Linked DNA regions of Homo sapiens: region 1 is linked to region 2. Evidence: read pairs that join two places in POLR2A ChIA-PET (ENCODE). Cell type or tissue: PC-3. All regions are shown on one strand. Each heading gives the region's core, and the rest is flanking DNA. Links, peaks and the distances in the headings are about the cores only.

Region 1 (16,225 bases), core at 3,680-11,679, 110 kb before region 2:
AACCTAAAGAAAAGAACTCAAAAAGCATGAGGGTGAGATAACAGGAGATGAAAACGGAGCTGACAAAGCTAAGGAAATACAGAGAGAAGCCTTAGCTGAGCACTTAAAATAGTTACTGTTCTCTCCTCTGCACTCTCTACCCCATTACTTTGTATCATTAACTAACATCCCCTGTTGTATTTTTTACTGTTTGTCTACCTTCCACTAGAACATAAGCTCTACTGGAGCAGTCAACTTGTTTACTGTCCCCTAACTTATCCCCCTGTGTCTCCAGACAGCTCTGACATAAGAGTGAACTCTTAAAATTGCTGAATAAATAAGGAAAAGATGAATAATTAAAGCAACAAGAAAATAGTAGATGAGAACAAATAAAAATGATCCAACATAAACGTAACTGGTACTTCAAAATGAAAGGTCAAACCATAGAACATAAATAAATGCAAAGATTTAACAGAAAAAATTTTCCTGATTCCAAGCAAAACTTTGGTCTGCCTGTCAGAAAGGCACAGACTCCAGAAAACTTGATATGGAAAGATAAATACAGATACATCTGGGTTACATGAACTAAAAAAAAAAACACCTTATGAGGAGAGATTACAAAGGTTAAGTAAGCCTGGCCTCAGACTTCTCCAAGATATTCAGTGAAAGAAAATGATGGAATAGCATCTTCCAAAAAGAAACAAACTGTGACCCAAGAATATTAATCCAGCCAGGTCATCATTTAAGAATAGTCAATAGGCTCATATGTTTAAACATGAGTCAAAAGAAAATGTAGCCAACCAATAAGTAAAAGGAGAAGCTGCAGTAAGACTGGTGATAGGCAATGAATCGACTTTTTTAAAAAACAGATCAAAGACTAAACAACCAGTAAGAAATATGTTTTCAAAAGATAACTATTATAAAACTTGGTAACACAAAAATAACATTGGAACAAACAAGAGAGAAAGGAGGAAACTCATAGGAAGGAATATGAGTGTTTATTTTCTTCCCTTTCTAAACAGAGTCTATTAAGTCAATAAACAGGTTTAAGTACATTAATTAATGTTACAAAGAAAACCACTAGAAGGACTAAAATAAGACTATAATAAGCAAAACTCTAGAGGTAGGAGGAGGGAGAAGTTAAAGAAACCATATTAGCGTAAAGTTTCCCATTTTCCAGAGCAGGAACTCCATAAATACTGAATAAATTTCCTAATTCATGAAAGAGGGTAATGATATAAACATATAAAGTAATTAAAGGTAACTACCAGAAGAACTGAAAAAAGACAATAAGCTTCCAATAAGCTTCCAAATCCAAAGAAGGAAAGTATGAATGTATGAGCACACACAAAGAAAAAAAGAATCTATATCGCAAAATAGGACTAAGAAAATACTACAAATTAGGAGGAAAAACATAATTAAGGCCAAAATATATCTGATATCAATAAATATTGTGTGAAAATTCACACAATATTTATTCATATCAGATATAAGATAGAATAAGAAAAAATAATATGAGATATAAAAAAGAGTAAGACTCACAAATTGGGTCAAGTGACAAACTATATTTTCCAAAGACAGCAGCAACAATATCTCCTCTTCCACAAAGTCTTCTAGCACCTTCTTATTCCTTATCAAGAGCAGAGCCTAATTCCCATTTCCTTGAATGTGAGTGGGCAGCAGAAGCGATGCTATGACATCTTAGCTAGATTGTAAAAGCTTGCGAGCTAGAACACCCCACAAGTGAAGTACTGGGCTGCCACGTAAGCAGTCCCACCACCATGAGGCCACCATGCCATGAAGAAGCCCAAACGAAGGCACAGGGAAAAACATGTGGAGAGGCCATGGGACCTCATGAAGAGGAGATGGCTCACAACCCCCATCATTCCAACTACTGTCTGACTACAACTACTCAAGACCCCAAGCCAGAATCTCCCAGCAGAGCCCTTCCCAAGATCCTGACCCATAGAAACTGTGAGATAATGGCTGTTGTTGCTCTAAGCCACTATGTTTTGGAGTGATTTGTTAGGCAGCAATAGGTTACCAACCATTATTTCCAGAAAAGACCACTAATAATCTAGAAAACTGGTGGGAAGGGGTTTTTTAGGATCTCTTCTCCAGTATTATAGAGAAAGGTAAAGTTGGGAAGCAAAACTTGGGAATTACATGATGAAGCTGCCTATTCAAGATAGGTCCCTAATGATAAGGACTCAGTTGTAGTTGTTGCTTCCTATGATTACCATCAGACATCTTAATGGATTATTTGAAAGTTCTACACTGATACTCACCAACCACTTTACTCTGAAGGAGAAGAGTGCACTAAAAGCAAATATCACCCACAGTACTGGACAGGCAATAAGTCCCAACCAAAAGATTCTTGATTCAGCCTCTGACACAGTTTTATTCTCTTGAGAGGACTCCTATAAAAGAACATAAATTCAATTATCATGTTGTGAAATTTATCAATAAAAAGTTCAACATGTTTAATAAAAAACATATTACCCACAAGTTCAAATATTAATACACACAGCCCAACTCCTAAGTTAGAACCCAAAAATACATGACTATCACTCTTGTAATTTTAGGAACTGATCTATATTAACTCAAGAATTTTGCATTTTCAGGGCAGGATGGATGGTTTACCACAACTCATGACAGTAAAGAGTGGTCTCTGATAGGATTCTATTCAATTCTTCTTGCACTTGTACTATTTATTCATAAGGAAGCTCTAAATGATACCTTTCCTACCAATGATCAAGGAAATCACAGTTATAATCATTCTGGAGACTAAAAGGTCAAATTAGGGTCCAGAGGAAAAAAAAAAAACGGAATCAAGGGATTCTGGACAATAATCAAAATGTCTTAGCAATACCCAGGAAGTTACAAGGGTGGTAAGTTGTTTCCAAGGTAGATTCTATAATATAAAAGAATACAGGCTCATTGAACACAGTGCCACTTTCTTAAAATAACTTGTCAATACCCTTGGTGTACTGTCGCCAAGAATTTGGTCCTCTGCTTCCAAAACTTATTTCCACAAGGAAAGTGAATATTCACTATAGTGTAGCAGGCTAACCCAAAACAGACCAGGATCCCCAGGGCTCCTGAAGGCAGAAGCTTAGGAATAGAGTGCTCCGATCAGATATTCTATCCAGCTGCACTCCTCCTCCTTTTTCCTGCCCAGAAATGAAAGACGACCACAGGAGCAAAGACAGAACAAGATGTTAAAAGCAGTTATCTGCTGAGCATAGAGGGATTTATGGAGACACTAACAAAGGCAACACAGAGATCTTTTATCAGCAATCCCTGACAGGCAGCTTAGCACACTGTATGAACTCAGACCCAGTGTCTTCCCTCAAAGGATTCTGTTCTGTATATTGCTTGTTTCTGGTCTGAACTAGACAGAAAAATGCATTAAATTCTAGAAGGCCATCTCCTTTAGTGCTGACATGCCAAGTGATTTGGTATAGTGTTTTTAATTCTGAATACTTCATCTTCCAGTATTTAAATATAGTCTACAAATAATTTAGCTGATAACATTATTTAAAACAAAAAAGGCACTTTACCTTTCTAGATTCAAACACCCAATGGCTCTTTCCATCTTCATCAATGTGATTCCACCAACGTAGGCCAACCATTAGTCTACCTGTGACATTCTGGTGAAGATTAATATAAACAGGCACATTTTAAAAGCATTATTTAAAGATCTATCACAAGCTCCTATCTTAGTGTAACATTTCACAAACAAAAACCTTCAGCTTTACCTCCATAATATCCAGTTAGCAAAGACTACTATGTATCAGGCCTGGCTAAGTGATTAAGTAAAATGGTAATGGCAGGACTAATAGGGGTAGAGGTGACAGAGCAAGCAACAAGTCCACCCATAAACATTACACCTTCTCTTTTCCCTCATGAACAATTTGCCCTTTCTCCAGTTCCCTAATTTTCCCTAAACCCCTTGCTATTTGGTTACTGTGACCTACTTTACATCCTGACTATAGCTACATGTATTTTACAACTACATATCCCTGAAAATGATTATAGACACTGGCCTTCAGTCAGTCTCTCAAGTTACCAAGCTCTTTTCCTACTTACTAAGGTAATAAATTAGTTTGATAGCTTTCCTAATCTTTATTTACTCAACAAATATTTACTGAGCATCTACTATGTGCTGGTAATACAACAGTGACTAACAGATACCAACTCCTTCCTCAGGGAAAGAGGTGAAGAGAGGCAGACAACCAATGCACAAATGTACCATTACCAACTGAGTTAAGTCCTGCAAGGGAAAAGTGTGAGATGCTTGAAGAGTATAACAGGGAAATTGGATCTAGTCTGGGTATCAGAAAATGACTCTCTGAGGAGTCAACATTTGGAATGAAATATAAAAGATAAATAAGAATCAACAGTACCATGGATGTTTAATTAATGGTGTCCACTAATAGATTCAGTGGTTCTGTGAACCTCGATGGGTTAAAAAAAAATGTTACCTTCATTTTCATTAACCTCTGGCTAAAATTTAGCATATCTTTAAATTATGAATGTAGACAACAAACTATGAATGTAGGTAAAATTAAAAACACCCTGACACAATAGAAATCACAGGCATTTTTTTATTTTGTACTATATTTGCTGCAGTTACCTCAAAATATTGTAGTTTTGTTTTTTGTTTGGTTTTGTTTTTTGTTTTTGAGACAGAGTTTCGCTCTTGTTGCCCAGGCTGGCATGCAACGGGGCGATCTCAGCTCACCGCAACCTCTGCCTCCCGGGTTCAAACGATTCTCCTGCCTCAGCCTCCCAAGTAGCAGGGATTACAGGCATGCGCCATCATGCCCAGCTAATTTTGTATTTTTAGTAGAGATGGGGTTTCTCCATGTTGGTCAGGCTGGTCTCGAACTCCCAACCTCAGTGATTCACCCGCCTTGGCCTCCCAAAGTGCTGGGATTACAGGCGTAAGCCACCACGCACGGCCTCAAAATACTATTTATGCTCACCACTGCTTTGAAAGTAGTTAGCATATCATTAAATTATGAATGTAGACAACAAACTATGAATATAGGTAAAATTAAAAACACCCTGACACAATAGAAACCACAGACATTTTTCATTTTGTACTATACTTGCTGCAGTTATCTTAACATATTGTTTACGCTCACCACTGCTTTGAAAGTAGTTATTAGACCTGCCACTAGATCTTACCATTAATAAATTCATAAAGTATAGTAGTCCTCCCTTATCTGCAGGGGATACATTCCAAGACCCCCAGCAGATGCCTCAAATTGTGGTTAATACCAAACCTTATATATGCTATATTTTTTCCTGTAAGTACATACCTATGATAATGCTTAATTTATAAATAATGCACAGTAAGAGATTAATAAGAAATAAAAATAGAACAATTATAACAACATAATCTAATAAAAGTTATGTGAATGTAGTTCTCTCTCCTCACACAGTATCTTACTGTTTAGTGTAGTGTATAGCAGTAACTGAAACCGCAGAAAGTGAAACCTCAGATAATGGGGGAACTACTACACATATAACTCAATCAGAAATTTACTTTTCTAATATTTTTAAATTATATTTCAATATAAGTGACTTCCTTTGAAATCTTATGTACTTTATATATGTGAAAACTTATTCATGAGTCTATGAAAGGGACCCATGGCATAAAAAGATTAGGAATCCCTGTATGAAGGTGATGTGGGAGGAAGAAGAGCATTCCAGATAGAGCAGCAGGCACTGATGCCCTAATGAAGAAAGTACAATCTATGGATTTATGGGACTTGGTCATTAATTGGATATGGAGTAGGAAGGAGGCAACTGATACATTTCTGGTTTGCTCAAGTAAAAAAATAGTGATTCCAGGCCCCACGAAAGGGAACACTCAAAGAAGAAGAGCTTTTGGGGAGTGGAAGATGACAAGTAGTATTTTACACATGTTAAGATATAAGTTGCCTGGCCAGGCATGGTGGCTCACTTGGGTTCAAGACCAGCCTGGCTAACATAGTGAAACCCTGACTCTACTAAAAATACAAAAATTCGCTAGGCATGGTGGTGCATGCCTGTAGTCTCAGCTATCTAGGAGGGTGAGGCAGGAGAATGGCTTGAACCCCAGGAGGCAGAGGTTGCAGTGAGCCGAGATCACACCACTGCATTCCAGCTTGGGTGACAAAGCAAGATTTTGTCTCAAAAAAAAAAAAAAAAAAAAAAAAAAAGATTTGAGATGCCTTCAAGACAGCCACATAAAAACGTCAAGAAGACACATGGAGAGGCCTTGAGTTGTGAGGACAAACCTGAATGGAGATACAGATCTGGGAGGCAACACAGCTTACAGATCAGCAATTAAAACCAGAAGCATAAACGGCACTCCTTAGGAAGGGAATACAGGAGAAGAAAAGGAAGAGTCTTATGAGACCAAAATTCCTATGGGAGAGATGCTAAGTAAAAAAAAAAAAAAGAGCTGGCAAGGGAGACCTAAACCAGAGGTCTCTTCTATAGGTATTTTCAAAGAATGCTCTCAGAATACTTTCAAACTCTTCTGTGTTCCCATTTTCTAACTCTTTATTTCCTGCTTTTATCTTTATTAGTTTATTTTCCTGATTTCTCACGCTTATTGCTTGTTTTTGAAATTTCTGGACTCAAGTAGTCCATTATTTTCCCTCTTTCTTGTCTAAAATAAAAGGCTTTAGTCTATTATTTTCCCTCTGAATTCAGTTTTTGACATATTCAGAAAGTTTAACTGTAAATGATCACCATTAAGGTATAAATAACCTATATTTACAGTTTTTGCTTCCTTTTAAACCCAAGATATGTAGTAGTTCGCTTTTTAAAAAGAATTCCAATTTCGACAACTACTTTCTATTAATTTCTAGTTCTGTTTCATTGGAGTAGAAAATGTAGGTGCTTTGGGCAATTTTATTTTGATTTTCTTCACAGTGATATTTAGTCAATTTTTGTAAATGCCCCACAGGCATTTAACAAGAAAGTATTCTGTCATACAAAGTCCCAAATACTGCTATCAAATTGATGTTGCCAATTATTTCATTCAGATCCTTCAGAACTTATTTATTTTTTGGCACTTTGGTTTGTTAAAGATAGTAGTTTGTTAAACTCATCATAATGCTTTTCTATTTTCTAATATTTCCAATTTTTTTACTATACATAGTTTGATATAATTTTACTCTGTGAATGATCTTCACTGTGATTCATAAAATCACCTTTTTCTGTTCCTCTTAGTGCTTTCTTACTCTGATCCATATCTCATCTGATAATAATACAATGCCAAGTTTCTTTTTGTTTGAGTTGATCTGATGTTATCTTTGCCTTCTTTTATTTTTTCTAATGTCATTAATGTTGTTAGATCTTTTGTTTGGACTTTGATTTCTGACCAATCTTAGTATTCTTGTCTTTAAATGGGTAGTTTAATCAAATTACATTTCCTATTATAATGAATTTGCTATTACTTACATCACTTTATACATGTACTTTCTGATTTAAGCTTCCTTGACAGTTGCTTTGTTTTCCTTCTTTTGCTCTATGAACTGTTTTACTTGCTCCATCTTCTCCAATGTTGCAGAAGATACACGACTGGTTTTAAATTTTACTAATAGTTGCCATTATTTTTTTTTTTTTTTTTGAGATGGAGTCTTGCTCTGTTGCCCAGGCTAGAGTGCAGTGGCGCAATCTCGGCTCACTGCAAGCTCCGCCTCCTGCCTCAGCCTCCTGAATAGCTGGGACTACAGGCACCTGCCACCACGCCCGGCTCATTTTTTTTTTTTTTTTTTTTTTAGCAGAGATGGGGTTTCACCATGTTAGCCAGGATGGTCTCGATCTCCTGACCTCATGATCCACCCGCCTCAGCCTCCCAAAGTGCTGGGATTATAGGTGTGAGCCACCGCGCCCAGCCATAGTTGCCATTAAATTTTTAAAACCATTATTTAACCTTTTTTACTCAATTTGTCAGAGTGAAGAATAAAATAAAAACCAATATAAGCTTTAGCATTTAAGCATACCTTTAAATTATTTTCCCTTCTCTACCTCTTCTTTATCTTCATTAACATCACCTAGGGCAAGCCTATCCAACCCTCTGCCCACAGGCCTCATGCTGCCCAGGACAGCTTTGAATGCGGCCCAGGAGAAATTTGTAAACTTTCTTAAAACATTATGAGATTTTTTTGTGTGCGATTTTTTTTTTAAGCTCATCAGCTAATGTTAGTGTATTTTATGTGTGGCCCAAGATAATTCTTTCTTCCACTGTGGCCCAGGGAAACCAAAAGATTGGACACCTAGGGGTTTAGATGAAGATTGATTTTTTGTTTTTTTAGTAAGTACATTGAGATTTATAACAATTACGACACATCTCTATTTTAACTGTTTCAGAACCCTGCTTATCCCAAGTCCACTTAATAATTTCCCTATTCTTGACTTCTTAATTTTGCTTTATATCTCCATTGCTTTGCTATCTATAAGTAGTTTTGCCAAGGATAAAAGGGTGCCATTTTTTAAGCCCTTGTTTAAAAACAAAAATAAACAAATAAACCTTATCAGAAAATAAACTATTTTGATCGCATTTTTTAAAACTCTAAACCCAGAAAAATTTTAAGAGTTTGGAAATTACCAGGAAGAACTGACTGGAAAGCATGTTCTATTTGGCTGAACAGAAATTTTATGAACAACAAAAAGAAACGTGTATCAAAACTGTGAGCAGTATGTACTAAATACTTTGGAGCATAAAGTAACAGAAGAAATTCAAAGAAATGCAAGCCAAAGAAGACTGGACAACAGAAAAACCTAAAGAAAACAGACCTTTGAAATCTTCCTTCTCAGCATTATGCGGCCTATGGAAACTGGCCATCACCAAGCCAACCACTTCAGGTATCTTTAAGAATTAAAAGATGGCCAGGCGCAGTGGCTCACGCCTGTAATCCCAGCACTTTGGGAGGCTGAGGTGGGCAGATCCCTTGAGGTCAGAAGTTCGAGACCAGCCTGACCAACATGGAGAAACCCCGTCTGTACTAAAAATACAAAAAAATTAGCCAGGCGTGGTGGTGCATGCCTGTAATCCCAGCTACTCGGGAGTCTGAGGCAGGAGAATCACCTGAACCCAGGAGGCAGAGGTTGCGGTGAGCCAAGATCATGCCATTGCACTCCAGCCTGGGCAACAAAAGTGAAACTCCGTCTCAAAAAAAAAAGAATTAAAAGATCTAAAAATGGCTACATTGGTGGGTGTGAATAGGGTTGTAACATCTTACTAGTCTTTGAATCAGTATGTGTCTCTGAAACTCCAAAATCAGCCTTTGATTTTTTTCTCCACTATTTTACTATATTTTCGAACACACACAGTTAAATTTTACAGTGAATACCCAAATATCTATCATCTAGAGTCCATATTTAATATTTTATTATGCTTACTTATCTATTTATTATGTACCTATCTATCCATCCATCCATCTCTCTAATCATTGTTCTTGAGTTTGAAACCATTTCTTACACTTCTTTCTATCCCCTACAGCAGGGTGTCTCAACCTTGGCACAACTGACATTTTGGGTCAGGTAGTTCTTTGTTGCAGAGGGGCCGTCCTGTGTGTTAGGATATTTAGCAGCATACCTGCCCTCTAGCCACTAGATGTCAATAGCACACTCCTCCCACCTCCAGTCATGACAACCAAAAACATTTTTGGACACTGACAAATATTCAGTGGGTGGCAAGCTTGTCTCTGGTTGAGAAACACTGCCTTAAAGCATCCATAGGAGCCTTTTCAAAAGGTAGGTATTTTTTAGGTATTTGTGGACAAACTACACTGGGGCCTTATCTAGAAATTATATACAACACACCTACAGGTAAGCCTGAAGCAAAACCCATGGTATGGATTAGAAGCAACATTGTAGGGTCTATGGTTGCTAGTCACTTTTGTTTGTTTATTTGACTTTAAAGCTGATGTAGGTTAGAATATGGCACAGAAAAATCAGCAGCACAGTAACCTGCATGTCTCATCTTGTATTGTCAAAGGGAAAAAATGAAAAAAAAAAAAAAAAAAAAAAAAACTACATGCAATTTGATATATCTAGCACTTCAACACAGATGAGGTTTGAAGTAACAAAAGATTAACAATAATGCAAAATGCTAACTCATATTTTTATACATCATTTTCATATTAAATATAATTTTAAAATAAAAACAATCAAAATTACCTTCACTGCCCAAAAGTCACACGACAACAACAAGATAATTGTCACCATACAGGTAATAAAGCTGCTGCTGAGCAACCCACAGAGAAGATAGACGATGATTGCACTGACTCGAAAGAATAAGTGGAAAAACGATGCTACTGGATGTCTGAAAACCAAAACACAATGAAAGAAATGCAATTACATTTTACTACAGGTACTAGCAAATGTAGAGAAAAATGTTTTAGCCATCGTGTAACTGTGAAGAGTTTTGTCAAAATAAAAGAGGTGACTTTAGTAGGATGAAGCAAACCTCCTAGCTCTCTTTTTCTTAAGCCCCACTATTTGACTAGGCCCTGTAGTTACAGAAAATACACTATGCACAGATGACTTTAACACCTCATTGAATATAAACTTTCACAAAATAGATAATAAAGAATTTTATCTCTCTTGGAGAAATAAGGAAACTGTATCTTAGAATTTGAATCCTATTTTCAAATCACACCAAAAGAATTCCTTAGCCCTCAGAAATCACTCAGACATTAAGACAAAGTTATCAGGTAGTTTGTTTCTTTCTTTCTTTTCTTTTTTTTTTTTTTTTGAGACGGAGTCTCGCTCCGTCGCCCAGGCTGGAGTTTGGTGGCACAATCTCGGCTCACTGCAAACTTCACCTCCTGGGTTCACGCCATTGTCCTGCCTCAGCCTCCCAAGTAGCTGGGACTACAGGCGCCTGCCACCACGCCCGGCTAATTTTTTGTATTTTTAGTAGAGATGGGGTTTCACCATGTTAGCCAGGATGATCTCAATCTCCTGACCTCGTGATCCACCTGCCTCGGCCTCCCAAAGTGCTGGGATTACAGGCATGAGCCATCGTGCCCAGCCTGTTTCTTGTTTTTTAATAGCTTTTTTGAGATATAATTCACATATCATACAATTTACTTATTTAAGGTAAACAATCTAATGGTTTTTAGTACATTCACAGATTTGTACAACCATCACTCCAATTTTACAACTTTTCATTACCCCAGACAGAATCTTTGTACCCACTGGCAGTCATTCCCCATTTACCTTCAAACCCCTCAGCTTCTAGCAACAGCTAATCTATCTTCTGTCTCTACAGATTTGCCTATTCTGGACATTTCATATAAATGAAATCATACAATATGTGGTCTTTTGTGACTGGCATGAAAGATGAAAGAAAAGTAAAAGACAGCATTTTAGCAGGGTTCAAGTAGAATTTGCTTTCAGTAAGTGAATTTCTTTAGAGAGAATTAAATTTAGAATAGAAATGTTATGTGATTTTGAAATGTGCACAATAAATCAAAATGTAATGTATCTATAGAAACTATATAAAGAAATGGTACATTCTTGGAAAATAGCACAGAATTAAAAACACAGGTGTTCAAATAATTGGATTTGCTGATTTTAAAACTCAGTATTAAGTATGCCAATTATTCACAAGAAAATCTGAAATGTCATCTTTGTCGTACACTAAACGTCAAATTAGCAACATGCAGTATTCACAAGCACATTGAAACAACTCTGCCTTGACTCCCATCAGCTAGCACTGACATACATACAGAACAGCACTGGACACTAACACAGCTCATGCAACTTCTCTCCTCCTACCTGATTTTGGCTTTTCTTGGTCTATTAGTCGTCTCCTCTTCCGCATCAAACAGTGAAACATCTTCAGTGTCATCATTACTATCCTGGTAGGAAAAATAAATGGTCAAGAAGCAAAACAAAATTCAGTGTTTACACAGCCACTGCAATGCAAAGCTGCATACTCATCAAAATAGAAGATAAAATAATGTGGTTACAGCATCAGGAATTCAAAACCTAGGAAAAGGACACATGCAGATCCTCCACCCGCCTCCTCAAATCATCTGGCAAAAAACCCAGAGAATAATCGAAGTCTCAGCTCCTCCATCCCTGCCCCTAGGCTGCACCATCTGAGAAAACTCTAGGGTGCAGATGAGGCTACTACAACTTAACACCTGTCCTCCTCACCTGTTCTCTCCCAAGTCACAGAGCAAGCCGAGGCTACTGGGGATAATCTCAAGGTTTCTGGCTCCTTCACAAAATCATCTGACTGCATCCTTAGTTCCATGACCCCTTCTCACAACTCCTCCTCTTCTTATCCAAGGCTAAACCAATTATTTGTGCTCAGAATAACTTCTTTTCATGCCTCCTCGGGGATTTGTTTCATCATTTTCCCCTGTATTTACACTTTCTTCTATCTTCAAGTCTATCTATTGGATCTTTCTTTTTTGTTGTTGTTGAAATGGAGTTTTGCTCATCACCCAGGCTGGACTGCAATGGCACGATCTTGGCTCACTGCAACCTCCGCCTCCCGGGTTCAAACGATTCTCCTGCTTCAGCCTTCCAAGTTGTTGGGATTACAGGCGTGTGCCACCACACCCAGCTAATTTTCGTATTTTTAGTTGAGACGGGGTTTCACCATGTTGGCCAGGCTGGTCTTGAACTCCTGACCTCAGGTGATCTGTCCGCCTCAGCCTCCCAAAGTGCTGGGATTACAGGCATGAGCCACCACGCCCGGCCTCTATTGAATCTTTCTAATCAGCATATGCATATAAACTTCTTCAAGGCCACTTATTAGGCAAAAAAAGATTTTTTTAAGAACCCTGATCCTGAATCTCCCCTTCAATCCTCTACCTTCCCAAAGCATTGCTTCCTTTTACAACCTTAGGCTTTTTTTTTTTTTTTTTTTGAGATGGAGTCTTGCTCTGTCGCTCAGGCTGGAGTGCAGTGGCGTGGCCTCAACTCACTGCAACCTCTGCCTCCTGGGTTCAAGTGATTCTCCTGCCTCACCTTCCCAAGTAGCTGGGACTACAGGCGCGTGCCACCATGCCTGGCTAATTTTTTGTATTTTTTTTTGTAGAGACAGGTTTCACCGTGTTAACCAGGAGATTTCATGACCTTGTGATCCAGCCGCCTCGGCCTCCCATTGCTGGGATTACAGGCGTGAGCCACCATGCCCGGCCCCATAACCTTAGGCTTCTAAGAGTGGTTCACGCCTCAATTCACTGCAATTCCCCTCAACTACAACAAACCTGATCCTGTTCCTCTCCTAGTGGCACTCACCAGCCTCCCTGCCTTTATCCCTCTCTATTCCAGCCTCTCCTTTACATTACCCAGAGCAATCCTCCCAATATGGAAATCACACCATGTCACTCTACTGCTCAAATTTTTCAATGGCATCCCTACAAGTATAGGATAAAATTTAACTCCTTCACATAAAGCATAGAAGATCACAGAATCTAATGCCCCCTACTTGCTTCTGACACTGTCTTCATTGAGCACTGTTGAGCACTGAAGCAATACTGTTACTACATGGTCTCTAAGAACACTACAATCTCTCTCCCATCTCCTGCCTTTCACATGTTGTCTCAGAAAACTCTTCCCTTCCTCATGCCCTGCTCACCACCAAATACCAAATCATCCTTCAAGTTTTTTAGCTCAAATACTGAAATAGCTGAAAACCTGTCTCTGAAATCCCCATGTTCCCACAGCACTTGGACGAATCTCCATTTGAACAATCATCTCAGAGTATTCTTATTGCACATCTACCCGCTCCTACCTCCATATAGATTAAGCTGCTGGAGGACCTAGAAGACAAGGTTTTTTTTTTTTTTTTTGAGACAGAGTCTTGCTCTGTCGCCCAGGCTGGAGTACAGTGGTATGGTCTCAGCTTACTGCAACCTCCACCTCCTGGGTTCAAGCTAGATTCTAGTGCCTCAGCCTCCTGAGTAACTGGGATTACAGGAGTGTGTCTCGGCTAATTAGCCTGGCTAATTTTTGTATTTTTAGTAGAGACAGAGTCTCACCACGTTGGCCAGGCTGGTTTCAAACTCCTGACCTCAAGGGATCCGCCCACCTCACCCTCCCATAGTGCTGGGATTATAGGTGTGAGCCACCACGCCCAACCAAGACTGTCTTTGCATTGTAGTAAATCCTAGTGTCTAGCAGAGCATTCAGCCAAGTGGTACAGTATTTGTTGAAGGCATGAGTAAATAAGCAAAGGAGACGATAATATACAGCTGACTGTGATCAGGGCTGAGAAATCTAAGTGCAAATGGGAGCCAGGGAAGGAAGCAAATCATTCCTACTACAGGGCACTGGAGAAGCTTTCTGGAGGAGAGTTTGTCAGCTGGGCCCTGACAGTCCGCGTAGGCCTCCCTAGACTAGGTATATTTTGAAAGGCACAGGTGGGAATACAGGAAGTTTGTCTAAGAAATGGTCAAGTAGCTCATGCAGTAAGTGATGGATGCGAGAAGCTCCTACTGAGCTAAGGCTGAAAAGGTAAAATGGATTCAGATCTATGAGACTAGTGGTTCTCAACCCTGGCTACAATTAGAATGCTTTTTCTTAAAAAACAAACAAACAAACAAAAAAAGGCTGATACTTGGGTCCAGCCCTCAGTGGTTCAGATATAATTGCTTTGAGGTGTGATCATAACGTACAGCAAGATTGAGATCCACCGTATGATGTTATGAATAAAAAGCTGAGGCCTTCTGCTCTCGATCCCAACAGTCTAATCGCCATCCAGCGGCCAGGGAGACTTTTTCACATCAAATCCTATCATTCCCCTACTGAAACCTCTCAGCACTATGACTGAAAAACAGACTCCCTATCATGACCTATCATGATCTGGTCCCTGCCAATCTCTAAGACCTTATCTCAGGCCACTCACTCTTCATTAACTGTGGTAGGCTGAATACCTCCTCACCCCTCCCAAAAATGTTTAGGTTCTAATCTCTGGAACCTGTGAATATGTAAATTTACTTGGCAAAAAGAATTTCACAGATGAGATTAAGTTAAGGATCTTGAGGTCAAGAGATCATCCTGGATTACCCAGGCTGGTCAGATGACGTGATCACAATGGTCCTTACAAGGGAAACAAAGGAGGGTCAGTGAGAGAAGGTGATGAAACAAGCAAAGTAGAGATGAGAGACAGAGATTTGAAGAGGCTGTGCTCATGGCATTAAGATGGGGAAGGGATCCCAGGTGTTTAGAAGCTGCATCAGGCAAGGAAACTGATTCTCCAGAACCCCTACCCACACCTTGATGTTTAACCCCTTGAGCCTCATTCTGGACTTCTGACCACCAGAACTTTACAACAGTACATATGACTTCACTGCCGCAGTAGCAACAGGAAATTTATACAGTACCTAAGCTCCTGCCCAGACTGGCCATTTTTTTTTTTTGACACAGGGTCTGGCTCTCGCCCAGGCTGGAGTGCAGTGGAGCAATCAGGGGTCACTACTGCAGGTCCTACATCTCAGCCTCCTGAGTACTGCAAGCCACCATATCTAATATTTTAATTTCTTGCAGAAATAGGGTCTCGCTATGTTGCCCAGGCTAGTCTCAAACTCCCGGGCTCAAGCAATTCTCCTGCCTTAGCCTCCCAAAGTGCTACGATTAGAGGCATGAGCCACCATGCCCAGGCTGGCCTTCTTTTCAGTTCCTTAAACATGCCAAACTTGGGCCCCGTCAGGTTCTTTTGCACTTATGGTTCATATTACCTAGAACACTATTCTCTTACCCTGCTCTTTGAAAGACTCATTTCTTCTCATTTATTCAGTAAATACTGAGTGCCTACCAAGTGCCAGGTACTGCTGTAAGTGGTACAGATTTAAAAAAAAAAAAAAAAAAGACAAATAGCTCTGCACTCCTGGAGTTACATTTACTAAGATGGGGAAGACCACGGACACAAAAGATTTCGGGGCAAAATCAGCAGTTTGATTTTGGACATTTTAAGATGCTAAATGACATTTTAAGATGCTAAAACCAAAAAGCGTTGAAAGGGAGATCCATTGGAGTGTTTTAAGTGTAAGACTGCATGTTCTGACTCACCTGTTAGAAAGAGAATTCTGGCTACTGTAGTAAAAATCTGGAGGGGGAGGGGAGAAGAAGGAGGGACAAAAGCACAACGCTAGGAGACTGGTTAGGAAACTACTTTAATCACGAGGCCAAGAAGTAATGGCTTGGTCTAAGATGGATGCAGTGGAGGTGATGAAAAATAGATTCCAAGTACATTTTAAGGGAGAGCTGA
Region 2 (15,349 bases), core at 1,418-9,417:
ATATTAGCCTGGTTTATATTTAGTAATAACTTGGATTTTAATATTTTTGTTTTGCTTGAATTCCAATGTACGTTTTGAAAAAAAATATTGCTGCATTTTGTTTTTTTTACTTATTAGTTTTTTTTTTTTTTTTTTTTTTTTTTTTTTTTTGAGATAGAGTCTCGCTCTGTCACCAGGCTGGAGTGCAGTGGCACCATCTCAGCTCACTGCAACCTCCACCTCCCAGGTTCAAGTGATTCTCCTGCCTCAGCTTCCTGAGTAGCTGGGGACTACAGGCGCCCACCACCATGCCTGGCTAATTTTTGTATTTTTAGTAGAGACAGGGTTTCACTATGTTGGCCAGGATGGTCTTGATCTCTTGATCTTGTGATCCACCCTCCTCGGCCTCCCAAAGTGCTGGGGTTACAGGCGTGAGCCACCGTGTCTGGCCCTACTTACTAGTTTTTAATCCAAATGGAGATTCTCAGCCTTTTGATAGATAAGTTTGACCCATTTACATTTATCGTGATAAATTATATAATAGGTCTTATTTTGTGTTTTCTTTTCTTTTTTTGACACAGGGTTGTGTTTTCTCTTTTCCATACTTTCTGTTTCTTCTATTCCTCTTCTCTCAGTTTCCATGGAATAATCACTTCTTTTCTTTTTTTTTTTTTTTTTTTCTGAGATGGAGTTTTGCTCTTGTTGCCCAGGCCGGAGTGCAACGGCGCGATCTCGGCTCACTGCAACCTCTGCCTCCCAGGTTCAAGTGATTCTCCTGTCTCAGCCTTCCAAGTAGCTGGGATTACAGGCATGCAACACCATGCCTGGCTAGTTTTGCATTTTTAGTAGAGACGGGGTTTCTGCATGTTGGTCAGGCTGGTCTCAAACTCCCAACCTCAGGTGATACACCTGCCTTGGCCTCCCAAAGTGCTGGGATTACAGGCGTGAGCCATGCACCGGCCAGTCACTTTGAATATTTTACATCCTATTTTTATTCTCCTGGTGCTTGTACCTAATTTATTAAAACCCACACCTATGTTTCTTCCCCACCTCCCATCCATTTTTTATGGTTGTGAATGTGTATTTTTTTATGCTGATCAGCCCAGGGTACTATATACAGCAAAACTATTTTTTCTTTCTTTTCTTTTCTTTTTTTTTTTTTTTGAGACAGAGTCTCACTCTGTTGGCCAGGATGGAGTGCAGTGGCATGATCTCAGCTCACTGCAACCTCCGCCTCCTGGGCTCAAGCAATTCTCCTGCCTCAGCCTCCTGAGTAGCTGGGATTACAGGTGTGTGCTACCATGCCCGGCTAATTTTTGTATTTTTAGTAGAGATGGGGTTTCACCATGTTGGCCAGGCTGGTCTCAAACTCCTGACCTCAGGTAATCCGCCTACCTCAGCCTCCCAAAGTGCTGGGATTACAGGCGTGAGCCACCACACCCAGCCTTTTTTTTTCTTTTGAGACGGAGTCTCGCTCTATCTCCCAGGCTGGAGTGCAGTGGCATGATCTTGGCTCTCTGCAGCCTCCCCCTCCCAGGTTCAAGCGATTCTCCTGCCTCAGCCTCCTGAGTAGCTGCGATTACAGGTGCACGCCACTATGCCCAGATAGTTTTTTTTTTGTTCTGTTTTTTGTTTGTTTATTATCATTATTATTTTGAGACAGAGTCTCACTCTGTCACCCAGGCTGGAGTGCAGTGGCACAATCTGGGCTCACTGCAACCTCCGCCTCCCGGGTTCAAGCAATTCTCCTGCCTCAGCCTCCCGAGTAGCTGGGATTACAGGCATGTGCCACCATGCCTGGCTAATTTTTGTATTTTTAGTAGAGACAGGGTTTTGCCACGTTGGTCAGGCTGATCTTAAACTCCTGACCTTAAGTGATCCACCCACCTCGGCCTCCCAAAGTGCTGGGATTACGTGAGCCACTGCACCTGGCCAATGTTTTCTTTTTTGTATTTTTAGTAGAGATGGAGTTTCACCATATTGGCCAGGCTGGTCTTGAACTCGTGACCTCAAGTGATCCACCCATCTTAACCTCCCAAAATGCTGGGATTATAGGCGTGAGCCACCACACCCGGCCTAAAAACTGAAAATAGAACTACCATATGATTCAGCAATCCCATGACTGAGTGTTTATCCAAAGGAAAGGAAATGAGTATATCACAGGGATACCTGCACTTCCATGTTTATTGCAGCCATATTCACAATAGCAACTTAAGTGTCCATCAATGGATGACTGGATAAAGAAAATGTGGTATATATACATAATGCAACACTATTTGGCCATAATAAAAAATGAAATACTATCATTTGCAGCAAGATGGATGTAACTGAAGGTCATCATGTTAAGTGAAATAAGCCAGGCATAAAAAGACAAGTACTGCATGTTCTCAGTCACATGTGGCAGCCAACAAAGTTCATCTTATGGAGGTAGAGAATAGAATGATGATTACCAGAGGCTGGGAAGGGTGTGGAGGGTGATGAAAAGGGGTTGATTAACAGGTACAAACACACAGTTAGATAGAAAGAATAAGAATCTTTAATAACGCAGTTAACAACAATATATTGTATATTTTAAAATCACTAGAAAAGAACATTTCAAATTTCCCCAACACAAAGAAATGATAAATGTTGAAGGTGATGGATATCCCAAATGCCCTGACTTGATTATTATATGTACTATGCATGTATCAAAATATCACATGTACCCCATAAATATGTACAAATATTATTTATCAATATTACATTTTCTTCTTGTAACCAGTCCTGCTATTGACAAATCAGATTTATTTATTTAATTATTATTTGTTGAGAAGCCACAAAATGCCAGGCACTGTTTTTTTTTTTCACGTTGATACCTTTTATTCTTCTCAACAATCAAAATACAAAGTTAAACACAATTGAGCCATTGTTTTGGTTATGCATAATGTGTATGCCTCCAAAAACAGAAGAAAAATAGGAAGAAGTACCCTCACTAAAGGTTCCCTGACTCGTCTTCCGGCAGATCCAACGAAGGGAGACTCAGGAAAATCACAGTTAGAAAGCTGCCCAATGAGGTATTTATGCAAAAAGAGTGTTCTGGAATTAAGAACATACTTTTATATTCCTGTATTTCTCAAAGAGATCAGAAAAGTAAATCACACACATTGAATTTTATTATTTTCCAAAAGAGGCCTCTGCCCCTTTAGAAAAATGAAATGAGGGGAGACAGCCCACGGTGGGGGTTTTAATTGGAAGAAGTCCTCGGCCAGAAACAGTCCTGAATGTTTAACCTCTGCCTTTCAGGAAAGAGGTCTGAATTTTATCATCTGGGGGGTGGGATGAAGGTCGGGGACTGAGCTGGAGGTCTTTAGGCTTGGTCAGGTGACAACACAAATCAACGTGTCGCTCAGGCTCCATAGCTGCTGGATGGCTTTTAGGGTGTCAGATGTTTGGGGAGACGGAGGGAACAGAGCACTGCAAAGATACTTTATTCCTATCTACTGGGAAAAATATGCTGGAAGTATTCAGCTTCAGGTCATGAATTCGACCTGCTGTAGAGGTGTAGGGTTTTTTTTTTTGTTTTTTTTTTTTTGAGACGGGGTCTCACTCTGTCCCCAGGCTGGAGTGCAGTGGCGCGATCTCAGCTCACTGCAAGCTCTGCCTCCCGGGTTCACGCCATTCTCCTGCCTCAGCCTTCCGAGTAGCTGGGACTACAGGCGCCTGCCACCACGCCCGGCTAATATTTTGTATTTTTAGTAGAGACGGGGTTTCACCATGTTAGCCAGGATGGTCTCGATCTCCTGACCTTGTGATCCGCCCGCCTCAGCCTCCCAAAGTGCTGGGATTACAGGCGTGAGCCACTGCACCCGGCCGAGGTTTAGGTTTTTTCAGGTTCTCTCATCAGCAACCCACTGGAAGGTAAGTGTGGGGAATGCACCAGTTAGTTCCCACTGTCCGGGCTGATGGAGATCTGACACTACCTGGTACTATTCCAGGCACTGTTTTTAACACTGAGGATTTTTTTTAATTGTGATTGTTTTCTTTTGTAGGTGATCTATGTTTTGTTTCTGGAAGGCTTTAGAATTTCTTCGTTAGATTTCACCGTAATATGTGGTGTCTTTTCATAATTTTGTTTGACTCTCTATGAATAATTTCACTATGAAGTCTTTAATTTTTTATTTTTCCATAATTCTTGATTATTTCTTAAAATAGTTCCTCCTCTCTGTTTTTCTTTCCTTCTGGATTCTCATAAAGTCTAGTCAGGCTCCATACTGCTTAATATTTCTTTCGTATTTTTCAACTTTTTCTCCCTTCCTGATATCTTCTGGAAGTGTAGAGTTCCCTAGCCTGATATTGCAGCTTCACTAGAATATTCTAGATATTCACTTTTCAATTTTACACATTCTGCTATCCAATCTAGTATTAACCATCATATTTTGACACACAGTTTCGTTGTTTTTATTTTTATGACAAGTTCTTGCTTGATATTTCCTGTATCCTCCTTTATCATTCTTAGGATAGCTTTTTAAAAGTACGTGTACAGGCCACACACCTCCTAGGACCAACTGTAGCCATTTGTCTTCCTGTGGGTTTCAAATCAACTTTTCAATAGTTGCTCAATCCAACAATTTTCCCTCTTCCAGACAATTCCCAGATTGGATTTTGACAAAGAAGATCCTCTTTTATGTTAGAAAGTGGAATTAAATTTTCCTGCATAACAATATGACCACATACTCAGTGGTCCAAAATAGCACACGTTTATTATCTCATAGTTTCTATGGGTGAGAGTCTGAGCACAGCTTAAGTGAGTCCTTTGCAGCCAGCTATCAAGATGTCAGGCAAGACAGGGTTCTCATGGGAAGGCTCTACAAAGAATGATTCACTTCCAAGCACACAGAGCTGTCCAAAGGGTTCAGCTCCTTGCAGGTTGTGGGACCAAGGGCCTTCGGTTCTTGCAGGCTATTGGCTGGAGGCCATCCTCAGTTCCTTGTCATATGGGCCTCCCCAACATCACCACCACTTCATCAAAGCCAGCAAGAGAGGAGTCTCCTAGCAAGACACACGTTAGACTTTTATGTCACCTTTATTGCACTGTATTGGTTAGAAGCAAGTCCCAGTCCATACACAAGAGGGGATTGCACAAAGGTGTAACTACCAGGTGGCTGAGATAACGGGAGTTACAAATCCCTTCTGGGAGCTGGAAATCATCTTTCCTTGAAGTTTCTAAAAGCCACTGAACGGTTTGAAGCACTAAAGTAATAGCATATTCTTGTTTTAGAAAGAGCACTAGCCAGAAAGTGTCGAGAACAGATTGGTGGTAGAGAAAACCTTAGTTAGGGAATCCAGTTACCAGGCTGCAACGGCAATCCTAGTGAAATGGTGGTGGCCCCAACTAAGGTAATGCTACTGGGAATAGAGAAAGATGGAAACAATTGAGTTATTTAAGATATAATGAATAGGACTTGGTGATAAATAGATGGTGAGATCAAAGAGTTAAGAATATTCAGGCTCTGGTTTGTGCAAATGAGTGAGTGGGCAGTAATGTCATTCACTGAGAAAAGGAGGGCAGTCTAGACACGAAGCTGGAGGTGGATGGGTTAGTCCTCTAACAGAATTGGAGAGACTGAATAACCCTCCCTTGAAAGAACCACCTTTTATGCTACGTTTAAACTAATGCTTATGTCTGCAAAGAACCTATTGCTTAAATTTGTTACAACAGGTTCAATCTTTTCAACTCGTTTTAAATACATGAATTTTAGGATTACAAGTAGTCTGTGGATACAGGAACATCTGACTGAGTGTACAAAGAGGGACCTGCTCTTCCTAAAAACATCCTTCGTATGTTTTGAAAGCAAAAGGATGAGTTCTGGGCGCACAAAATATGGATAAAAGCTATGTATTTTAACGTATCTTACACCGGAGTAATTTGGGTTGAACTCAGCAGCCCTAAGCACTGTGCCACAGGAACTTGTGCAGACAAAGCGCGGGGACGGACCCTGACTCCGGTCCGCGTCTCCGCTGCTCCCTCCCTCCCTTGCCCTGAGGATTAGACACAGGAGATGCTGCCTCATACTCTCGCGAGACGGACGGAGCTCTTCGATCGGCCGATTCTCCCAACCTCACCATGGGTGCTCCCACCTGCGGAGAACCGGAGTCTGGCGATGCCAAGGCGCTTCTGGGAATTGTAGTTCCGGGCGGAATGAGAGCAGCACGCCTGGCTCCGCTCCTTCTTACTCATGCGCGACTCCGAGCTGGCCAAAGAAGTTCGTCCCCTTTGTGAGGCCCGGGATGGGAGGTGAGTTGCTTGTGGTGATGTCTCTCGTCTCGGCTCGGCCTCGGCGGTAGTTCCCCGGGTCGTTCTGTGCCGAGTCGGGGCTAGAGTGCGCGTTTGTTAAAGGGGCCTCGAGGGCAGACCATGAGCCCTGTCCCTTCTCACTCTGGCCTGATCCTCTCCTCGGGGGACGCGGTTGTGCCACGGGCGGGGTGGTCGCGGGGTCCTGGGCCAGTGCCCCGAGCGCGGCAGAATTTGTCCAAACTCCTGATGCCCCAGCGTCACCTCTTCCAGGCGCCCGGTTCCCCCAGGGACAGCTTCAAGCGGTAGGGACAGACATCTGAGGACCCAGCCTCAGGGATGCTGTCCCCGGGCTTCCAGGCTCCAGCGCCGTAGGACTGAGGCAGACTCCACGGTGAGAAAGAGACCCGATCTAACCCAGGCCTTTCATCAGAGCCCAGGAGGGAAGGCAGGAAGTGGGACCACGAGGCCCGGGGGGCTTCTAACTCGTCTGGCCAGGGAGATCTGAATTGGGGTGAAGAGCAGAATCTCCAGAACAAGGAGGAGGTGGTGATCATGGAGACAGATTTGGCTGAAATGCCTGAGAAAGGAGGTGAGAATTGCGGACGTGTTGAACTTGTAGCGTGGAAGGACGAAATTCCTGCTCCTGAAGGGAAAACGGTTGGCTCAGGGGAGGTGGCTCTTGGCTGGCTGTCTCCATTGTCTTGGGGATGGATGGGCTTTTTAAGTGAGACTGAAGAGCTTGGTATGGGAGCACCGCCCTTTCCATGGCAGCTGGGCACACAGTGGACCCTTCAAAGCTACCCCCAAAATGTGAGTGAAATGTTAACTTCTATGGCAAGAATTCACCTCTTTGGTTGTCAAAAATGTTTTGTTTTACATAGGAGAAAACAGGCGTAGTAGTTAATGACTGACTTCCATTCTACCTGACCAGTTTCGTGAAGGTTGTGCTGTGACCTCCTACACCAGAATTCCCCCTGGGGTGGTTGTTAGATTTCTGGATTGTACCCCAGGCTCAACTAATGCTTATTACTTTGAGGTGGGGTCCAGCAATCTACATTATAAATAAGCTTTCAGAGTGAGAACCAACGAGTATAGATTAAGCTGGGAAATTTACTGACATATTCTAATTTCTAGATCAGAGGATGCCATCTTACAGAATGTGTTATGATTATAGCAACTGAATTCGAGCCCAGAGTAGCAATATTCCCGCATATCCCGGGAAGAGGGTCCTGGGAGGAGGTCGGTTGTTTTGGGGGTACCTTCAGTCTCAGTGTTTGTAGGCAGCACATATAGTATGTTGAAGCGGTTTTTAGACTTTAAATCTGAGTGGCACATTAAGCCTAGGTCTCATCATTACTGCTTTCTTGTCGTTAGTTCTGTCTTCCCAGGATTCTCCCCATTTCCAAGAGAAGAGCACAGAAGAGGGAGAAGTGGCTGCTCTGCGCCTCACGGCCAGATCCCAGGTGAGTGAGTCTGCTGATTATTGGAATTACACCTTGTTTCTTAGAGTACAGATGCACTCCCTTCTTTGTGATGTGGAGTTTCTTTATCCACTAAAGCCCATCTGCAGAGCTGAGTTCTAAATCTAAGAGACTAGTCAGGAGACTAATGGACTCAGAAGAAAATGTTTTCTACTTATAACACTGGATGGATTTCTTCCCTATTTAGTGTTTATTGTCCCTCAACAGATAGGTAAGCAGCATTTCCCTTTCTTAGCCTCCTATGCTCATTTCTGTGCTTGGTAATGTGAGAAACTATTTTAAATATAATGTGGCACATACCTCTTAAAACTTGTTTCTCTAGAGGAAACAGCATGTATGTGACTTTAAGTGGCAATCTAAGAAAGCACTTAAATGCTGAAGTGATTGTAAAAATAATAAATACTCACATAGTTCAAAGAAACACTGGAAAAGGAAAGCCTATGAAGGCGTAATTTAAAGAGTTACAGTTAGAATCCAGCCCTCTGAGATGACGAAAGCTAAGGTATGATCATGCCTGCAACTTACTTTTATATTGTTGGCCCCTCTCTCCCAAAAGGTAAATATGACAAATATTACGAATGTTTGGCTGGGCGTGGTGGCTCATGCCCGTAATTCCAGCACTTTGGGAGGCCAAGGCAGGTAGATGACTAGGTCAGGAGATTGAGACCATCCTGGCTAACACGGTGAAACCTCGTCTCTACTAAAAACACAAAAAATTAGCCAGGCATGGTGGCACGCACCTGTAGTCCCAGCTAGTCTGGAGGCTGAGGCAGGAGAATCACTTGAACCTAGGAGGTGGAGGTTGCAGTAAGCCGAGATCGCACCACTGCATTCCGGCCTGGGCAATGAGGGAAACTCTGTCTCAAAAAAAAAAAAAAGAATTTTTGAATTTAGGCGGTGATTGTACTATATCAGTGATTATTGCATTCATCTTTCAACTTTTGTATGTTTGAAACTTTTATTAAAAGAAGTTAGGGCTGGGCACGGTGGCTCATGCCTGTAATCCCAGCACTTTGAGAGGCTAAGGCGGGCAGATCACCTGAGGTCAGGAGTTCAAGACCAGCCTGACCAACATGGTGAAACCTCGTCTTTACTTAAAATACAAAAATTAGCTGGGCGTGGTGGCGCGCACTTGTAATCCCAGCCACTCCGTAGACTGAGGCATGAGAATCACTTGAACCCAGGAGGCAGAGGTTGCAGTGAGCCCAGATAGGGCTACTGCACTCCAGCCTGGGTGAGAGTGAAACTGTCTCAAAAAAAAAAAAAAAAAGTTGAGGAGGAAAAAAGGAGCTTTCCATGATGTGTGTGGCATACCACAACCCAGAGATTCCTCAATCAGCCTTTCTCTTTGCTTCTGTAATCCAAAGTGTAAAAAGTAGATACTGCACATTCATAGTGTTTGTAAAAGTCACTTCCTTTATGTACTTGCCTGTCTCCATTGGCTTCTCAACTGTCTTACATTAGTCTTGAAGACTTTATTAGTCAAGAAGCTTTAAGTTGCAGCGGATAAAATCAATTCAAATGGGTCTAAGTGAAAAGAAGTAACTATTGACTAACAAACTGAAAAATCTAGGTCTGGCTACATATAGGGCTCAAACAAGAATGTTAAAACCTAATTCTTCATTTTACTGACCTTTGCTCTCCATGGGTTTTATGGCCAAACAAGTTTTTCTCCTAGTGTTGGCCTCTAACGAGTTTAGGCTTACATCTTCCTGTGTTGAAGGCCAGAGAAAAAGGGCAGATTCTCTTCTAGTCATTCTTGCAGAAGTGCTGGGATTGACTCTAATGGGGTATTAGGCCCATTCCTGGATGAGATATTGGCCAAATTTAAGTGTAATTCTTTATAGAATATACCTACACACACACACATTCACGTGCACGCACAAACATCCCACCCGTGAGTCAGAGATGGCGTCAGTACTACCTGAGCTACACAGATTCAAAGTGGCCAGGCATAGTAGCTAGGGGAAAATTAGGGCACTGGTACCAGAAGCGTGAATATATATTTCAATACTTTGATATCAGATTCAACACTGTTAACAGCATCAAGGTGATTGAACCTATTATGGAAAATTTTTAAAACTCTCTTTGTTCTTTTTGCATTTTATTAGATTTTTAAAATGCAATATTGGAGCTTTTTTTCTTGTTAGAATTTGCCTGGGCTATTTTTTACCTTTGATTTGTTAGATTTTTAAAAATATTAAAAGTTTTAGTTCTTCAATGTAATAAAGTGAACAACACAGACATACAGAAATGTAAAGGTAATGCTACTTCCCCCTCAAATTCAGTCCCTGCCTCTCTCTACTATGTATATTTTTTCACATTTTTTGTTGTACTTGCACTACTGTATTCAGACATATGGTATACTATATTTCCTTCCATCTACCCACCAGTACCCAACCCAGCAATAATATTTTGTTTTGATGGCCTATTCTGTATATAGGATGTGGCTTTTTAAAAAAACCTTTTTATAAGGGAAATTTGCTCATTCACATATAATACATGTGTTTCAAACTTTTCTTGCCATGTGATTTTTATAATTCTGTTTCCTGTGCTTTATTGTTTCCTCTTTTGTAGTTTTCCTGCTGTTTGTGCAATGGTTTGCATTTTTGTTGTTCTGGCTTTTTCTTCTAATTTTTGGGCACTTAATCTCCACTGAATGTTGATTTAGTTATGTATATGCAGATTCTAGGCTAAAGGTCATTTTTCCTCATAATGTCTTTTCTACTTAGGGGCTACTTAGTGATTTTTACATATTATTTTATCTTAAGGGAATAATTCTCTTCTTTCTTTTTTTTTTTTTTTTTTTTTGCTTTTCCAACTTTATTTAGAAAAACAAATCCAGGTCTCAGTGCCCCCTGTACCCTCCCCGACCCCAGCCATAATTTAAATAACTTAGAGACAGAGTTGGAGGGAGGGGACAGGAGAGGTTGGGGTCACGGTGGAAGGAGGAAGAGAGCCCACTACAGCCGCCGTAGCGCCCGCTTCTTGTCCGTCTTTTTCTTGGCCGCCAGCTTCTTATCGCGCTCGCCAGCATGCTTCTTGGCCATGGGACCCTCAGCCCCTCCCAAGCCCCCTGGGGCCCCAGAGTCGGTGGAGGAAGCTGCAGTGCCACTGGCCAGGGCCCGCCCGGCTTTGGCCCTGCCGCTGGGCCCGCCGGCGCCCCCGTGGATCTCTGTGAGCAGACGGGCCCGAGCCGCATACTCCTCGTAGTTCTCCAAGAGCAGGCGGCCCGCCTCCTCGTTGAGTGCAGACTCGGGGTTAGGGTGGATCAGCAGGCACTTGATGGTCAGCAGTACGTGTCGGATGCCCAGCTCAGCCGTCCAGTCCCTCTTGAGCACGTTGACGCACATCTCGCCATTGGCGCCCAAGTTCGGGTGGAAGATCTTGGTCAGGAAGTAGCCCTTGGGTGGGGAGGCAGGGAAGTCCTTCCCCAGCAGGAGTTTCATGCGGAACAGACCTTGTATACATACAAGTAGACTTGTTTTATCAGAGGATAGATACATACTCACTGTTGGTAGATAGTGCCAAAGAGGTTTCTAGAGTCATTGTACCAATTACATTCCCAGCAGCAGAATATGTGCGTTCTAGTTGTTCCACATGCTTGTCAACACTTAATATTGCTTGTTTTCATTTTAGCCATCCTTTTGAGGTGTGTGATATCTTTTATTTTTTAAGAAATAAAAATATTACATATTCAGTTAAAGCCCTTTTATTCTCAGCTGGGTGTGGTGACTCACGCCTGTAATCCCAGCACTTTGGGAGGCCAAGGTGGGTGGATCACCTGAGGTCAGAAGTTTGAGACCAGCCTGGCCAACATGGTGAAACCCCGTCTCTACTACAAATACAAAAAAATTAGCCGGGCATGGTGACAGGCACCTGTAATCCTAGCTACTTGGGAGGCTGAGGCAGGAGAATTGCTTGAACCCAGGAGGCAGAGGTTGCAGTGAGCCGAGATCATGCCATTGCCCTCCAGCCTGGGCGACAGAGGGAGACTGTGTCTCAAAAAAAAAAAACAAAAAGCAAAGAAAAGAAACCCTTTTATTCTCTTTCTCCCCTAGAAGTAACCATTATATCTTGAAATTGGTGTGAATCATTTCGGTGTTTGTGTATGTGTGTGTATACACAGAGATATATACATATGTATGTAAAACAATCTGTATGTTTTATTGTTACACTTTTTCTTATGTAGTCTGATTTTTTAAAGTTCACATTGTATTTTGATATTAATCTATGTTAATATATATGAATTATGTTTATTCATTTTAACTACTGTGGAGTCATAAGTCCACTGTATGAATAAACTGAACAGTTTATTTTTTTGCCATTAGTAGCAGTTGCAGTGATCATCCTTTTTTTGATTCCTTATGTTCATCTTGAGAGCTGGTTTAGGGAGATAACTGGAAGAAGAATTAGTAGGTCTTAAATCATCACATGTTTAGCTTTACTAGGAACTGCCAACAGTTGAGTTATCAGACTTGTTAATTTTTGTCAATCTGATGGATGCAAAATGATGTTTTAAAATTTTCATTTCTCTGAGTGATAAATACAAGTTTGAGCATTTCATGTTACTTGGCTATTCAAGTTTCTTGTGAGTTACCTGTTGATACCCTTTGCCTGTTTTTTGAGATTGGGCTGTTTATATCTTTTCTCTTGATTTGGTGGAGTTCTTCATGTATTTTAGGTACTAATCTATGACAGAAGTAGCATTGCAAGTCAGTGAGAAGAAATTGGTTCTTCTAATCTTTGGCTTATTTTATTTTCTGGTGTGTTAGGCATATAGAATTAAACATTTTTAATAACAAATTTTTTTTTAAATATTGCTTTTTGTGAATTGTCTATCTACTTTATCCCAGTGTCAGAAAGATTATTTTATTCCAAAATGTTCAATTTTGTTTTACAGGTATTTATTTTTGTATATGATGAAATGGGAAAACTAATTTTGTCTTTTTCCGTGCTGAAAGCCAATAAGTCCAGCATTGTTCATGGAATAATTTTATGTTACTGATTTGTAATGCTACCTGTGGTAAACCCAGTTCCTCAGCATACTTAGTTCTGTTTCTTGTCTCTCTGGTTTACTTGTCTGTCTATGTCTAATACCAGACTGTTTTATTTACTATACTTAGTATTATATATAGCTCATAAAGAAAATCCTTCCTGGATATTATTATTTTTAAAAAAGTTATACTTTTGAATATTGAAACAGTTTAAAAGTCTTTCCCTGTGATTATGGATATATCTGTTTCACCTCAGAGACCTATCAGTTTCTGTGACTTACCACTCACCACCCATCTCCCTTTTTTGGGGTATTGCAGTTTTCATAGTGATCTGTTAAGAGGTCCTTATATATGAGGTTTTTACCTTTTCTTATGTTACAGATATTTTTTGTAGTTTTTGACTTTCAGTTTTGCTATGCATTTTGATGTACAAGTTTAATTTTTTATAATCTTTTTTTTTCTGCCTTTTCAGTGCTGCTTAAAATGTGTTTCATTAATCCAAGGTTACATATATATTTGCCTCTGTTTACTAGTGTATTCTTTAATTTTTTCTTTAGGTTCTTAATCCATTTGGAATTACTTCTTACTTCTCTGAGTGTATCTTCTTAGCCTTCTTTTTTGAACAATTAAATATTCTAATTACTCAAAATTTGATTTTAATCTCCCTTCCTTTTGTATACCTGGAGTCATAAACTTGAGTACTTACATGGGCCAGGAGGTAATATCACTGAGTTAAGCAAGCAAAGTGGAAACTGGTGAACCAGAGGAGTACAGGCCTCAACTGAAAGGAGTAGCTCTAGCTCAATGGCTGGCAAGCTTTTTATGTAAATGGCTAGACAGTAAATAATTACGCTTTGTGGGACATGGTGTCTCTGCAGCCATTCGATCTTCCACAGTAGTATGAAAGCAGCCCTAGAAAATGCATACATGAATGGGTATGTTCCAGTAAAAATTTATTTAGCAAAGTAGGCAGCAGGCTGTAGTTGCCAATCCCTGCTCTAAATGGTGGTTGTCGTTCAGTACACTTCCAGTTTTTTTCAAGAGAGAAACCCTAAATTTGCATTTGTCTGTAATCTCCCCCCCCCCTTTTTTTTTTTTTTGAGATGGAGTCTCGCTTTGTTTCCCAGGCTGGAGTGCAGTGGTGCGATCTTGGCTCACTGCAAGCTCTGCCTCCTGGGTTCACGCCATTCTCCTGCCTCGGCCTCCTGAGTAGCTGGGACTACAGGTGCCCGCCACCACACCCGGCTAATTTTTTTGTATTTTTAGTAGAGATGGGGTTTCACCGTGTTAGCCAGGATGATCTCGATCTCCTGACCTCGTGATCCGCCCTCCTTGGCCTCCCAAAGTGCTGGGATTACAGGCGTGAGCCACTGCGTCCAGCAATAATCTCCCTATTTTTAACTGTGTATAACTAGTTTTAAAAGTTTGTATAAAAAGTGTGGCCCAAAGAAAATGTGTCTAAGGTCTGATTTGGCCAACTGATCAACTGTTTGCAGCCTCTACTTACTACTTCATTAGTCTCATCATTCCCACAACCAGTTACCTTCTATCAAGATGAGTCCCAAATTGGTATTTCCATCCTAGAGCTCTCCTCAGGGCTGTTCTCAACATCTTAACTATTTGATTCCTTTGTTTGCTTATGTCAACGATACTTCAATACAACATGTTTAAAACTGAATGTCTAAAATAAGTCTAAATTTCCCATCTCCCCAACAACATCCTTTTCCAGTAATTGTTTTAATGGTACTTATTGTCATCAAATTGTACGTGGTGGAAATCTACGCACAGTCTTTACATCACCCCCTCTCTCCTTTATCCATCACTGTATTTACCTAATTATATTCTAAGTATTTCTTCACTGTTAATTTTCCTTCATATATTTTTTGTTTTCCTGGATTACTGTGATAATCTTTGTGATTCCGCCTTTGCCCTCATATACTTCATTCTCAACATTGTAGTGAGACTGATATTTTCATAATCAAATCTCGTCTTGTCATCACTCTGCTTGGAACATTTGAATGGCTTCTCGCTGCCTTCACGGTAACAGACAAAATCCTGGAGGTCTACAAAATCTTGTGAAATCTGGCTTTTACTCATTATCCCAACCTCATTTCACAACTACTCTTCTTCCATCTCTGTGCTCTAGTGTAGCAGTTCTGAATGCTTTGGCATCAGAGGACCTACTGTAACTATAAAAATTGTTAAAGACCCTAAAGATGTTTCATTTATGTAGGTTATATCTACCAATAGTTACTATACTACAAGTTAAAACAGAAAAATTTCAAGCTATTAGCTAATTCATTTAAAAATAATTGGCCGGATGTGGTGGTCCACACTTGTAATCCCAGTGCCTTGGGAGGCCAAGGTGGGTGGGTCGATTGAGCCCAGGAGTTAGAGACCAGCCTGAGCAATAAAGTGAGACCCCATCTCTTAAAAGAAAAATAGAAATAAAAAATTATAAACATGTCATGTGTTAGCACAGTATATTTTTTTATTAAAAAACATTATTTTCTTTAAACAAAAAGTGTTATTAAGAAGTATGGTCTCCTGTTCCTGGGAGGCGGGCGCGGCAAGACTGGGAGGTGGCGGCAGCGGGCGAGGACTCGCCGAGGACGGGG

Evidence for each region. Peaks named below come from ENCODE experiments on the same cell type or tissue, not always from the same donor. Only the 100,000 strongest peaks of a DNase experiment are listed, where the experiment ranks them.
Region 1: POLR2A ChIA-PET joins it to region 2 with 14 read pairs; 2 of 35 experiments call an interaction of 5 or more read pairs at or near these places.

The regions. Positions count from the first base shown.
Region 1 is chr17:18,784,986-18,801,210 of GRCh38, reverse strand. It overlaps TVP23B (trans-golgi network vesicle protein 23 homolog B), which reads right to left. Exons shown (of 7, transcript NM_016078.6): 2 at 11,776-11,858; 3 at 10,171-10,315; 4 at 3,543-3,632; 5 at 2,268-2,399. Among named protein-coding and RNA genes, the nearest start is that of TVP23B, 12 kb to the right of the region's middle. In PC-3, for the core only: no CTCF peak of the experiment used is centred there; no DNase peak of the experiment used is centred there.
Region 2 is chr17:18,673,108-18,688,456 of GRCh38, reverse strand. It overlaps FOXO3B (forkhead box O3B), which reads left to right and starts at 6,143. Exons shown (of 4, transcript NM_001368135.1): 1 at 6,143-6,253; 2 at 6,611-6,842; 3 at 7,628-7,716. The coding sequence starts at 6,806. It also overlaps the pseudogene ZNF286B and the pseudogene UBE2SP2. RefSeq lists an enhancer at 6,148-6,653. In PC-3, for the core only: no CTCF peak of the experiment used is centred there; a DNase peak (open chromatin) is centred at 6,176; H3K4me3 peaks cover 471 bases.